2 separate regions of the Homo sapiens genome follow, and region 1 is linked to region 2. Evidence: read pairs that join two places in POLR2A ChIA-PET (ENCODE). Cell type or tissue: A673. All regions are shown on one strand. Each heading gives the region's core, and the rest is flanking DNA. Links, peaks and the distances in the headings are about the cores only.

Region 1 (7,392 bases), core at 1,533-6,532, 620 kb after region 2:
CCTGGCTCTCAATGGAAGTTGGACATTCTCTGTGGTGCCTAAAACAGGCAAGACACCATCCTATGTTTTGTGTTCTCTTTATCTTCACTCTTTCTCTCTTTTTATTTTTAGATGGGGTCCCTTTTTGTCACCCAGGCTGGAGTAAAGTGGTACAATCATGGCCCACCGCAGCCTTGACCTCCTGGGCTTAGGCAATCCTCCCACCTCAGCCTCTTGAGTAGCTGGGACTAGAGGTGCATGCCACCATGTCTGGCTAATTTTATTTTATTTTTATTTTGACACGGAGTCTCAGTCTGTTGCCCAGGCTGGAGTGCAGTGGTACAATCTCGGCTCACTGCAACTTCTCCCTCCCGGATTCAAGCGATTCTCTTACCTCAGCCTCCCAAGGAGCTGGGATGACAGGCACGCACCACCCTGCTTGGCTAATTTTTGTATTTTTAGTAGAGATGGGGTTTCACCATGTTGGCCAGGCTGGTCTCGAACTCCTGACCTCCTGCTTCGGCCTCCCAAAGTGTTGGGATTACAGGCGTGAGCCATTATACCCAGCCTTATCTTCATTTTTTATACCCACCAATGTTTCTTTCAGTCTGGCTGTTCTCTGCTTCCTTGAGGCTGGGAGCCCTATGGTTGGGGCCCCACTCACCAAGTCAGCCCCTCTGAAATCTTCACACTCCCTCTGGGAGAAGCAGAGGGCAAAGCCCACTGGCTGGAAGGAATCCCTCCTGCTGCCTTTTCTTGCCTTAAAGGCAAAATGCTTCTCTCTCATTGGTGTCCTCAAAAGAGGAGCACATTATCTCCTTCGTAAACTCCAATTTTAGAAAAATAAAGCCCAGGAAAAAAGCATTTTAAAAGTAATTTCACCTTATCAGAGTAGCCCCCAACTTCCTCTGAGGCACAGGGTTAGTGGGGGACATGGGGGAGCACACAGGTCCTGCCTATTTTGGGATAGAGAGGAGAAGTGTTGGAAAAAATATTCCAAGAAACGGCCCTGTCACGTAGATCATAGGTGATCCTAGCTGTTTGTAAAGTGAAAACGTATGGCTTGTGTATTAATCACGTAGAAGAATCGAGAGAGGGCTGGGTGCAGTGGGTCATGCCTATAATCCCAGTGCTTTGGAAGGCCGCGGTGGGGGAGGATCGATTGAGGCCCAGAGTTCAAGACCAGCCTGGGCAACATAGTGAGTCCCTGCCTCCATAAAAAATAAAATAAAAACCGGCCTAGCATGGTGGCTCCCAACTGTAGTCTCAGCTACTCAGGAGGCTGAGATGGGAGGATTGCTTGAGCTCAGCAGTTCAAGATTTCTGTGAACTATGATCATGCCACTGCACTGCAGCCTGGGTGACAGATTGAGACCCTGTCTCTCATAACAATAATAATAATAATAAAAGAGAGGGTATGAGTTTTTAAATCAGTTTTAGGTCCATTAGGGGAACTTTGTGGTCCACTGATGAGCCCTGATCTTTCTTTGAGAATCCTTATCTGGTCCCTTCTTCTATTCATGGAAGACACACATCATGACATCCCTCACACGGCAGTCACCCAGCTCCTGCTTGAACATGTCTGGGCACAGAAGCAGCTGCCTCCCAGGCCTTTCTAAACAGCTCCCATTGAAGGCAGCTTCTGCCTCTTTAACGTCTATTCACTGATCCAGCTTTCACCCTTTGGAGCGTTCCTGAGTTTGTCTAGTTTACTAGCAGTGGTTCCAGAGACATGATTTTAAAGTTTTTGCAGGACTCTGGGGTATCATCTGCTTGAGTCTTAAACTCATTTAAAACATCTATTTTTATTTTTATTTATTTATTTATTTTTTTTTGAGACAAGGTCTTTCTCAGGCTGGAGTGCAGTGGCATGATCTCGGTTCACCGAAACCTCCGCCTCCCAGGTTCAAGTGATTCTCGTGTCTCAGCCTCCCAAGTAGCTGGGATTATAGACGCGTGCCACCACGCCCAGCTTATTTTTGTATTTTCTGTAGAGACAGGGTTTCACCATGTTGGCCAGGCTTGTCTCGATCTCAAGTGATCTGTCCACCTCAGCCTCCCAAAGTGTTGGGATTACAGGCATGAGCCACCGTGACTGGCTTCATTTAAAACATCCAGATCATCTCTTGTGAACTCTATCTAGGACTTTATGCCCTCTTAGGGATGTGTGTTCTCTTCATTCTAGTTGGAAAATTTTTATTTAAAAAAACTAAATGGGGTTGGGCGTGGTGGCTCACGCCTGTAATCCCAGCACTTTGGGAGGCAGAGATGGGTTGATCACGAGGTCAGGAGATCGAGACCATCCTAGCTAACATGGTGAAACCCCATCTCTACTAAAAATACAAAAAAATTAGCCGGGCGTGGTGGCGGGCACCTGTAGCCTCAGCTACTCGGGAGGCTGAGGCAGGAGAATGGCATGAACCCGGGAGGCGGAGGTTGCAGTGAGCTGAGATCATGCCACTGCACTCCAGCCTAGGCGACGGAGAGAGACTCCGTCTAAAAAAAAAAAAAATGCTAAATGGAAATGAAATAGTTCTACTTTTTTCTCTCATTGCCTTACACAAACAGTGGAAGTTTCTACTCATGTAAATTCCTGGACGAGATAGATTGTTAGACTCTGGGTACCAGTTCCATATTCCCAAGAGGGAGAATCTATTGGCTTGCTTTAAAGCTTGGACGTCTTTTACAAAAATAGAGAAAAGATGGCCAAGAGAAGAAAAAGCCAATAAACCTAGCACCCAGACCCCTTCATTTATAATGGATAAACAGAAGTATAATCATGTATACCAAACATTCCACTGGCGGGCTGGGCGTGGCAGCTCATGCCTGTAATCCCAACACTTTGGGAGGCCAAGGTGGGCAGATCACCTGAAGTCAGGAGTTTGAGACCAGCCTGGCCAATGTGGCGAAACCCTGTCTCCACTAAAAATACAAAAATTAGCTGGGCATGGTGTTGAGCGCCTGTAATCCCAGGTACTCAGGAGGCTGAGGCAGGAGGATCACTTGAATCAGGGAGGTGGAGGTTGCAGTGAGCTGAGATTGCACCACTGCACTCCAGCCTGGGCAACAAAGAGTGAAACTCCATCTCAAAAAAAAAAAGAACCTGCCTTTTCCTCTTAACAATATGCCTGGTAAGGCCAGCTTTCCCACGCTCACCACTGAACATGATCCCCAGGCATAAGCAGCAAGTAACCTCTTCATTATTCTTCCTATTCAAATACATCTATTTTTATAAGCTCTTGAATAGTTTGTTCTTTGGGTTTTTGGGACTATTTGTTCAGTCCCATAACCATCGTTTATTTGATTCTGTGTGCCTCCTTCTGTCTGTGTACACATTCTTTATCATCTGTCCTTGGTGTTGTCACCCATGCATGATCCTGCTGTCTTTAGATATTTTCCCATTTCTTTCTCAAAAAAGAGCATCGCTTGTCATTGCTTCTTCAGAATTTTGCTTTTGTGAAGACTTCGTTCCTCTTGAGCCAACTAATCTTTGGAGTGAGATCTATTTCTTTCCCCTGGACATTTTTTTTTTGAGACAGAGTTTGACTTTGTTGCCCAGCCTGGAGTGCAATGGTGTGATCTCGGCTCACCGCAACCTCTACCTCCTGGGTTCAAGTGATTCTCCTACCTCAGCCTCCCGAGTAGCTGGGATTACAGGCATGCACCACCGCGCCCGGCTAATTTTTTGTATTTTTAATAGAGACGGGGTTTCTCCACGTTGGTCAGGCTGATCTTGACCTCTCAACCTCAGGTGATCCGCCCGCCTTAGCCTCTCAAAGTGCTGGGATTACAGGCGTGAGCCACCGTGCCCAGCCTCCCCTGGACATTTTTGACATCTGCTTGGCTGAACCCAGAGCAGGGGATCCAACTCCAAGTGGGCCAGGCCAGGCCTATCCTGGCGCTTTCTGATAATCTGTTGTTTTGCCCATTCCTCTGCCCAGATATAGCAACACACACACACACACACACACACACACACACACACACACACACTGAGACCCTACAGTCAATGGCTCAATGGTTGCCCTAGCGACTATCGTTGGCTTCTTGGTCACAGCAGGCAGTTGAACTGGGGCAAAGACATCTGGTTCAAATCAAGCCAATAGATTTTCTCTCCTGGGAATATGGTACCTTGACTCAGAGTCTATCAGTCTGTCTCTTCAAGGAATTTACATGAGAAACCTCATCTCTACTAAAAATACAAAAAGTAGCTGGGCATGGTAGTGAAGTTTGCAATGAGCCAAGATTGCACTAGTGCACTCCAGCCTGGGTGACAGAGTGAGACTCTGTCTCAAAAAAAAAAAAAAAAAAAAAAAATTGGCAAGCGAGCCCAGATGCATGCAGGTAGCAGAGGAAGCTGCTTTTCAGAGACAGAGGAGAACAAAGCAGATGCAGAAAAGGAGGCAGTGTTGCCCTAGCAGACAGAGCTGCCGCCTTGCCCAGATCCCCTCGGCTCTCATTCACCAGCTTCGTGCATGCTCACAGCCCAGTTCCTGCAAACTCTGTCATTCATGGCCCTCGCCAGCGACTTTCTGAGGATTGCCTTTGGGTGTTGCAGGCATCCCACCCACATGGAGAGCTAGATTCCCCCAGGAGTTTTCTCTTCTCCCCATTACCTCCAGCCCCACCCCTACCCATGGCTGTGACCCTCAGCTGGCTGGTGTGCAAGTGAAAAGGTCCAGCTCCATTGCTTGAGGCAGCACATACCCTGAGGTCTCATTGACACTCCTGAGCTCCCCATTCCCACACTCCTTCACCAGTTTCCCCTGGGAGCACCTCCCTGGAGCATCTCACTTCCACCCGAATCCCTGGCATTTAGGAGAACAGATGTGAAACCAGGCGGCCCAGAGGAATGGAGGCAGTGCCCTGGGCCTGAAGATTGCTAGTTCTCGTCCAGGTCCCTTGGGAGACCCAAAGCTCTTCCAGTTTGTGGCTTCTATGACATACTCCTCAATCTTCAACCAGCTTCCTATGTGGGTTAAATTTCAACCAGCCCATTTCTAAAAACCTTGCTGCAGGCACCCAGCATTCCCCCAGGGCCAGCATCATCTCATCTCCCAGAGGTCTCGGTCTTTCACCGCAACCACTGATTTCCAATTGCCCAGCATCTGGGAGATGAAATTATCAGCAAGGCACGTTTAGAATTTATCAGATGCTTTTCCTGGAAGGTGGTTTCCAGTAGGATTTCTAGACCTTTAAATCACTCATCACGGCTATTTTTGGCCCTGTGTATGCTTTTGCATTTATTTCTAGACATTTAAAGATGAAATATACATTTATTTACATAAAATAAATAGAAATTTAATATAAATATTTTATAAGTAAATCTGTATTACATAGGTGTGTATTATTCTTGTCCTAGAACAAAATTTTTACTATAATTAATGGCTTTAAAAATATTCTTTTAACGGAAAGTTCATGTCTTTTGCCCACTTATCCAAAAGTCTATTTATAGAAAAAAAACAAGCCCACGTTCCTTATTTGGTATCTGTGCTTCTTCCTTCTTCTACTCTAGCCTGCCTGAAAGATATTTTTGTTGCTGATATGAAGGGGTTTTTTTTGTTGTTGTTCTTTCCTAAAAGCCATGGACTTCATTAGATATTAATTATCAGGTTCCTCCCTGGCTGTGATGAAAAGTAATATTGCTTAATAGACTTTTCTGTCTATAGAGTAGCTGTTTCCATTATAAAGAGAATACATTATACAACAATTATCAATATAGAAAATCAGAAAGAAATGAGGGAAATCACCCTTAGACCTGCCAGAAGCCATATTTCCAAATAAGTACCTCACTTCCCAGGCTTCAGCATCCTTCTTAATGAAATAAGGGAGTTGACCCAAAAGACCCCAGTGATTCTTCAAAATACTCAAAAAGAACATACTGGGGCTGGGTGCGGTGGCTCACGCCTGTAATCCCAGCACTTTGGGAGGCCGAGGTGGGCGGATCACAAGGTCAAGAGATCGAGACCATCTGGGCCAACATGGTGAAACCCCCTCTCTACTAAAAATACAAAAAAAAAAAATTACCTGGGTATGGTGGTACATGCCTGTAGTCCCCAGCTACTCAGGAGGCTGAGGCAGCAGAGTTGCTTGAACCTGGGAGGCAGAGGTTGCAGTGAGCCGAGATTACACGCCACTGCACTCCAGCCTGGTGACAGAGCGAGATTCTGTCTCAAAAAAAAAAAAAAAAAAGATCCTGGAAGGAAACATTGGCCACGTGTTGACTTGGAGAAGCACAGGACTAGAAACCAGTTCTCATTCCTCATCCAGTCCTTTTCCTTTTTCTGTAGGGCTTTCTTCTTTTCCACGTTCTCCCCAACTGTCTCTTTTGTTTCCAGCTGTTCCTGTTTTTTTGTTTTTGTTTTTTTTTTTGAAAGAGTTTCATTCTGTCACCCAGGCTGGAGTACAATGGCATGATCTCGGCTCACTGCAACCTCTGCCTCCTAGGTTCAAGCAGTTCTCCTGCCTCAGCTTTCTGAGTAGCTGGGATTACAGGTGCCTGCCACCACACCCGGCTAGTTTTTGTATGTTTAGTAGAAACAGGGTTTCACCATGTTGGCCAGGCTTTTCTCGAACTCCTGACCTCAAGTGATCCCTCCGTCTCAGCCTGCCAAAGTGCTGGGATTATAGGTGTGAGCTACCACACCCAGCCTCCAGCTGTTATTTTGATTCCCTGATCATCTTTTGACACAATGCTTAGGGGTTCCAAACATGTTCATCCAGCACTCCCAGATCACTGGACTTTATTTTGTCACATGCTGACCACAGGTCCAGAGGGCCCTTTGCGTAGCACCTGCATGTAATAAGGTATCAGTACATGCTTGCTAAGTGGCTGGATAATCAAAAGCAGAGAAAATATACAGAAGTTGACCGGGTGCGATGGCTCATGCCTGCAATCCCAGCACTTTGGGAGGCCAAGGCAGATGGATCACTTGAGGTCAGGAGTTCGAGATCAACCTGGCCAACATGGCGAAACCATCTCTACTAAATATATATATATTTAAATTAGCCAGGCATGCTGGTGTGCCTGTAATCCCAGCTACTTGCACGGCTGAGGCAGGAGAATCACTTGAACCCAGGAGGCAGAGGTTACAATGAGCTGAGATCGTGCCAATGCATTACAGCCTGGGCAACAAAGCAAGACTCTGTCTCAAAAATAATTTATATATACATTTTATTTATATATAAATTTTATTATATGACATATTTATATATAAATACAATGTATATATAAATAAAATTTATATATATAAAAATTTATACATATACAAATAAAATTTATACATATATATGTCATTTGTAATTCAGTCATCATGACAATTCCAAAATGGAGGTGCTACAGCACAGTACTGATTTCAGTAACTCTAGTGGGAAGTACACTTTTTTTTTTCTTGGAGACAGAGTTCTACTCTG
Region 2 (7,392 bases), core at 1,625-6,624:
TTTTAAAAAGATAATTGATCAAAAGTTCTTGGGGCCAGGCATACTGGCTCAGGCCTGTAATTCCAGCAATTTGGAAAGCCAAGGTGGGTAAATTATGTGAGCTGCTGAGTTTGAGACCAGCCTGGGCGACATGACGAAACCCTTTCTCTGCCAAAAATACAAAAATTAGTCGGGCATGGTGGCACACGCCTGTGGTTCCAGCTACTCAGGAGGCTGAGATGGAGGATTGCTTGAGCCCAAGAGGTCAAGGCTGCCGTGAGCCAAGATTGCACCATTGCACTCCGGCCTGGGTGACGGAGTGAGACCCTGTCTCAAAAAAAAAAAAAAAAAGTTTCTGGGATATCTTTCTTTCATTCTTTCTTTCTTTGTTTTTTTTTTTTTTGTTTGTTTAATAGGTTTATGGGGAACAGGTGGTGTTTGGTTTAGTGGTGATTTCTGTGATTTTGGTGCACCCATTACGGGAGCAGTGTACACTGTACCCATTGTGTAGTCTTTTATCCCTCACTCCCCTCCCACCCTTTCCCCTGAGTCCCCAAAGTCCGTTGTATCATTCTTACACCTTTGCATCCTCATAGCTCAGCTCCCACTTATGAGTTGAGAATATAACTGGTTATTTCTATGGGGAAAAAAATTCCAACTCTAGACAGCTTATTAAAAAAACAGGCCGGGCGCGGTGGCTCACACCTGCAATCTCAGCACTTTGGGAGGCCGAGGCAGGTGGATCACGAGGTCAGGAGATCAAGACCATCCTGGCTAACACTGTGAAACCCCGTCCCTACTAAAAAATGCAAAAAATTAGCCGGGCGTGGTGGCGGGCGCCTGTAGTCCCAGCTTCTCGGGAGGCCGAGGCAGGAGAATGGCGTGACCCGGGAGGCAGAGCTTGCAGTGAGCCGAGATACCGCCACTGCACTGCAGCCTGGGCAACAGAGCAAGACTCTGTCTCAAAAATAATAATAATAATAATAATAATTTGGGGTCTACTCAAGACCTGAATATTACCTTGCACGCTGGAACTAGTTAAAAAAGTTAAGGGCTAAATATTACAGATATATTTTACAAGTAATGCTTAATAGTAGATAATTTTCTAAGACTGAATCACAAACCATTGATGTAAACATTGCCAAATTGGCAAATGCGAAAACAATTTTTTGACCAATCAGATACACCATAAATGAACTGAAAAAATAAGCCACAAACTGGAAGAAAATAATTACAGTGCACACAATCAACAGTTTTGTTATCTAGAGAATACACAAAGGCTGAGAAGAGGAAATTCATTGCTTTTTTCTTCTTTAAGATGGGGTCTTGCTCTGTCATCCAGGCTAGAGTGCAGTGACATGATCTCAGCTCACTGCAGCCTCCCAAGTAGCTGGGACTACAGGCACGCACTACCACACCTGGCTAATTTTTGTGTTTTTTGGTAGAGATAGGGTTTTACCATGTTGCCCAGGCTGGTCTTGAACTCCTGGGCTCAAGGGATCCTCCCACCTAAGCCTCCCGAAGTGCTGGGATAACAGGTGTGCACCAGCAGGCCCAGTCAGGAAATTCGTAAAAGAGGGATCTGAAATAGCTAATGAACCCTGCTAAGTCTCAATAAAAACAAGTGTAATTGTGGAATACAAGTTGTCCAGAAGTTTGACAGTATCAATTGTTAATAAAAGATGTGGAACTGAGAGGACGCTTATTCCACCCCCAGGGCACTTCACACATTTTTGTGAAATAACGGAGACCTCCACTTAAACTTCACATAGTTTATGCAACAGCTGTGCAGAGCGCAGCTTGTTTGGTAATTTTCTTTTTTTCTTTTTTTAGACAGAGTCTCGCTCTGTCGTCCAGGCTGGAGTGCAGTGGTGTGATCTTGGCTCACAGCGAGCTCCACCTCCCAGGTTCACGCCATTCTCCTGCCTAAGCCTCCTGAGTAGCTAGGACTACAGGTGCTCGCCACCACACCCGGCTAATTTTTTTGTTTTTGGGGTTTCACCATGTTAGCCAGGATGGTCTCGATCTTCTGACCTCGTGATCCGCCTGCCTCAGCCTCCCAAAGTGCTGGGATTACAGGCATAAGCCACCGCGCCTAGACTTGTTTGATAATTTTTTAGTACTATTTGAAGATAGTAATAACAATTTCATGCCTAGACTCATGCTTGTCAAAGAAAAGATGTAATAATCTCATCAAAGCAAATTTTATAGGAGGAAAAAATTGGAAACAACCAAAATGTTTATCAGCTAGACAGTGGGTAGTATGTTTATATAATGGAATGCTATTAAATAAACTGAAATCCTTATGTGTTGAGAAAAAAGCAAATTGCCGAGGTACATATATTATGAAACCATTTATTATATAAAAAATCAAATCTTGAAATAGTACTATAATTTTGTATAGAGATATGGAAATCTGTAGTTCAAGTGTGAAAAAACAATTGCGGAATGAGAAACATTTGTGATGTTGCTTCTTACCTCTGGTGATGGGGAGAATGTAATCGGATTTGGGAATTTCATAGGAGGGTTTGACTTAATGAATGTTGCTTTTTAAAGAAACGATAAAAGCAAATATAACAAGGTTAAAATTTAACAAACCAGGTTTTGGGGGCACAGACAAATAATTGTTTTGTCTTGTTCTCTTACAGGCAAAGTAAAATCTTAAAATTCTTGTTTATAAATAGTGATATGGATAAGATAAAGTCACAGTCTTCGGGTATGAAATAATTGTTTACTTTAGTTCCTCAGATGTTAGCAATGATGGTTGATTTGGAAGAAGATGAGGACTGGGCAAATGCAGATGAACTAGAAGATGATGATTTTGACAGGTAATCAAACATTGTGTCCAGGGTGGCAGTGAAAGCCCTAGGGCTCCACGGTCCATCTCTTCACTATTGCACCCTGTAACCTGAAGGTAAACTTTTAAGCCTGGAATATGGGGCACTTTGCCTTGCTGTTGTATTTATTGCTGTGTCACATGTTATAAGTAGTATTTTCTTTAGTTTTCATGTATAATTTATATTAATAAAATTTATGTTTCTTGGAAGTTCATAAAAATATTTTAATAGTTAATACATAAAGTTGTATTTTATAATCAGGAACTGAAAGATACCTACAACAACAAACAAGGAAGTTTTTCTTTTTTAAAAAAAAGTATGACATGAAAACAGCAAATAAAGTAGCTATGTTTTTTGTTTGGTTTTGAGACGGAGTCTCGCTGTGTCGCCCAGGCTGGAGTGCAGTGGCGCGATCTCGGCTCACCGCAAGCTCCGCCTCCGGGGTTCACGCCATTCTCCTGCCTCAGCCTCCCGAGTAGCTGGGACTACAGGCACCTGCCACCACGTCCAGCTAATTTTTTGTATTTTTAGTAGAGACGGGATTTCACCATGTTAGCCAGGATAGTCTCGATCTCCTGACATCATGATCCGCCCGCCTCGGCCTCCCAAAGTGCTGGGATTACAGGCGTGAGCCACCGCACCTGGCCAAGTATCTATGTTTTTAACTGTCGTACTCTAAATTATTTCCAAGTTTTTTGTTGTTTTTGTTTTTGTTTTTAGTTTGAATATCTTTTAAAACGTGTATAAAGCAGCTTTTTTGTGATAAATGCTTTTACAGGCAGAGACTTCCCTTAGAATAATTGTTTCAACAAAATTCCCTGCAATACACATCATATTTTCCTAGTAAAAAGCAGTTTAACTTTAGGATAGGCAGCATCCAGTGGTGAAAAGATGAGAGTCAACTGGGTAGAGTATTACTATTGTACTTATTTATTTCAGCTTAGGAAGTCCCATGAATACAGGAAAAGTCAACCAAAATCTGTATTCACTGTGCAGTAGTAATGATGGCCCCTTACATGTATGTGAAACATAGCACCTCTGAGCTCTGTTACTTTAATCAACTTTATTAGCAGTCCCAGAGGTGTATTATATTACAGTTGCAGAAAGGGAGATTGAAGATTGAGTGATTTGTCTGAGGTTATGTAGCCAGTTAATGGACTGGGGTTAATTACCATTGTTTTCATTCTTCCCAGTGCATTATACTACCACCTTTTCTTTAAAAAAGCTGAAATTGGCTGGGTGCAGTGGCTCACACCTGTAATCCCAGCACTTTGGTGGGCAGAGGCAGGCAGATCACCTGAGGTCAGGAGTTCGAGACCAGCCTGACCAACATGTTGAAACCCCGTCTCTATTAAAAATACAAAAATTAGCCGGGCCTGGTGGCAGACACCTATAATGCCAGCTACTCGGGAAGCTAAGCGAGGAGAATCTCTTGAACCTGGGAGGTGGAGGTTGCAGTGAGCTGAGATCACGTCATTGCGCTACAGCCTGGGCAACAGAGCAAGACTCCATCTCAAAAAAAATAAAAAGCTGAAATTATTCTCCTGAAAGACTTGGAGTCAGTATAAACTACTAGGTTAATAAAAGTAAAAATTAAAGATTTTTGGCTTTAGAATATATATGCATTTTTGAGACTTAATCCCATTGTTAAAAATGACTGATTTCTGGCTTTAATACTGTCTTGAAGTATATGAAAGTAATCTTTCACTGGAAATCACCTGATAACGGCTGAAGAGAAGACCAGGGCTAGGTCGAATTTCCTTTTTGGTTCAGTTACTGTAATGTGCTGCTACCTGTCCTTTCATTTGCCCTGCAAATGGCACTTAAATTTATACAGTTTAAGAAACTTTGTTTTCTAAACTAGATGAATAAGATTTTCTCATTTGTGAAACAGCATAAATATATTTTCAGGGTGAGATTTTTTTAAGTCTAAAAACCTGTTCTGAAGATAATTTATAGTTTCATTTTTATAGTATTGTCTTTACATAGTAAAGATAATGCACATGAAATACACTACTGATCCTCCAGTTCTAAGCCAGGATAAGTCCAAATGCTTTTATGCCCACATTCCTTTGGCTTTCAGAGAAGACAATAGAATTGAGTTTCACATAGCTATGCATAGTTTTTGGCAGTGCAGTTTGCACCCCTTTAAGGGTGAATAAACTCACAGTGGGGAAGATTATACATTCTCTGCACCCTTTTCAGTTTTCTATGTTCTGTTCATTGATAGGTTTGAAGACTGTATTTCTAGGAAATGAAATACATGAGGCTCTTTCAATACTGCTTTTACTGGAGTGTTGAAAGTGTCAGAAGCTATTTCTGAGAACAGTTTTTAGCCAGTAGCGGGTGGGGGTGGTCTTGAAAAATAAGATTCAGGCTGGGCACAGTGGCTCACGCCTGTAATCTTAGCATTTTGGGAGGCCCAGGCGGGCGCATCACAAAGTCAGGAGATCAAGACAATCCTGGCTAACATGGTGAAACCCCGTCTCTACTAAAACTACAAAAAAATTAGCCAGGCGTGGTGGCGGGCACCTGTAGTCCCAGCTACTCGGGAGGCTGAGGTAGGAGAATAGCATGAAGCTGGGAGGCGGAGCTTGCAGTGAGCCGAGATCGTGCCACTGCGCTCCAGCCTGGGTGACAGAGCGAGACTCTGTCTCAAAAAAAAAAAAGAAAAATAAGAATCAGGCATGACTTTCTAAACTATGGTGGATCATGATAAAAACATTTACTCTTTTTTCTTTTCTAAGCTGCAGAGTTTTTAACCCCTAATTTCAATTCCACATTTAAAGACAGCTTGAATTCTTTCTCAGTCTTAGTTTAATAATAATATGGTTAGAAGTATGTCTGTAGAGTATACTATTTCTTTTGTGTTTCAGATATATTGAGTACATAATTCTGTTTATGTGTTTAGCAATGCAGTTGCAGGCGAGAGTGCTCTAGATCGAATGGCTTGCGGACTTGGTGGAAAGCTCGTTCTGCCGATGATCAAGGAACACATTATGCAAATGCTTCAAAATCGTAAGCTGTGTCCTTCAAATGCTAGAAGAGTGAAGTTGTGCCCTTTCTAAAGCTTAAATTCTAAGATATGTTTAGACTGTTAAAAATTAATCTTTGTCTTTTTATCATCCATATTTAACCCAATTCATTTATTTTACCGATAAAATTGTCAATCCCAAAGAAAATGTACAGATTTACTTCCTAGCCAAAAGTATTTAGATTTGAATTTGAAAATGATGTTATTATTTGAATTTTTATGGAATATTAGAATGTTTGAATCATATACTCTTCTTTCACCCAATATCTTTTATTTTTAAAAGAAGAAACTCTATCTAATGTTATCAAAAGAGAAACCACTTCTTTCTTTCTGTTTTTGCCCCTGACGGAGGTGATGGTGGAAGCCCACCTGCCCTGGAGGGCAGCTGTTGTTGTTGACACAGGATTTCGCCATGTTGCCCAGGCTGGTCTCAAACTCCTGGCCTCAAGCAGTCCTCCTGCTTCAGCCTCCCAGAGTGCTTAGATTATAGGCATGAGCTACCACACCTGGCCATCCTTCCTTTTTATTTCTATGAATATTTCAGTTACCTTTGTACCTGTAATATATATATCAATCCCAAAGTTTATTGTTGTATGTGTTTTATTTTCATTTGTGTTTTTTAATTATAAAGTTAATGTGTTCTTTTGTTAAATTAAAATTCAGAAGTATTAAGTTAGAAATTTGTTTGTTTTTTGGTGGAATCTCGCTCTGTTGCCCAGGGTAATGTGATCTCAGCTCACCGCAGCCTCCACCCACTGGATTCAAGCGATTCTCCTGCCCTAGCCTCCTGAGTAGCTGGGACTACAGGCACATGCCACCACGCCCAGCTATTTCGAGACAGAATCCCACTCTGTCAAACAGGCTGGAGTGCAGTGGTGCAATCTTGGCTCACTACAATGTTCACCTCCCAGTTTCAAGCAATTCTCCTGTCTCTGCCTCCCAAGTAGCTGGGATTACAGGCATACACCACCACACCCAGCTAATTTTTGTACTTTTAGTGGAGATGGAGTTTCTCCATGTTGGCCAGGCTGGTCTCAAACTCCTAACCTCAAGTGATCCGCCCACCCTGGCCTCCCAAAATGCTGGGATTACAGGCATGAGCCACTGCACCCGGCCTAATTTTTGTATTTTTAGTAGAGACGGGGTTTCGCCATGTTGGCCAGGCTGGTCTTGAACTCCTGACTTTAAGTGATCCACCCGCCTCAACCTCCCAAAGTGCTGGGATTACAGGTGTGAGCCACCGCGCCTGGCCTGATACATACTTTTAGAATCAAGTAGTCACGCACTTTTTCTGTTCATTTTTCTAAAAAGTAAATATACAAATGTTTTGTTTTTTGTTTTTTTTGTTTGTTTGTTTCTGTTTTTTTTTTGAGACAGAGTCTCGCTCTTTCGCCCAGACCAGAGTGCAGTGGCGCGATCTCGGCTCACTGCAAGCTCCGCCCCCCCGGGTTCACACCATTCTCCTGCCTCAGCCTCCCGAGTAGCTGGGAATACAGGCGCCTGCCACCGTGCCCGGCTAATTTTTTGTATTTTTAAGTAGAG

What was found. ChIA-PET counts read pairs that join two places held together with the same protein. Peaks named below come from ENCODE experiments on the same cell type or tissue, not always from the same donor. Only the 100,000 strongest peaks of a DNase experiment are listed, where the experiment ranks them.
Region 1: POLR2A ChIA-PET joins it to region 2 with 5 read pairs; 1 of 35 experiments calls an interaction of 5 or more read pairs at or near these places.

What each region holds. Positions count from the first base shown.
Region 1 is chr13:98,618,191-98,625,582 of GRCh38, forward strand. No RefSeq gene overlaps it. Among named protein-coding and RNA genes, the nearest start is that of STK24-AS1, 45 kb to the left of the region's middle. In A673, for the core only: no CTCF peak of the experiment used is centred there; a DNase peak (open chromatin) is centred at 4,041.
Region 2 is chr13:97,994,812-98,002,203 of GRCh38, forward strand. IPO5 (importin 5) reads left to right here. Exons shown (of 29, transcript NM_002271.6): 12 at 2,720-2,807; 13 at 5,728-5,834. Among named protein-coding and RNA genes, the nearest start is that of IPO5, 45 kb to the left of the region's middle. In A673, for the core only: no CTCF peak of the experiment used is centred there; no DNase peak of the experiment used is centred there; H3K27ac peaks cover 1,118 bases.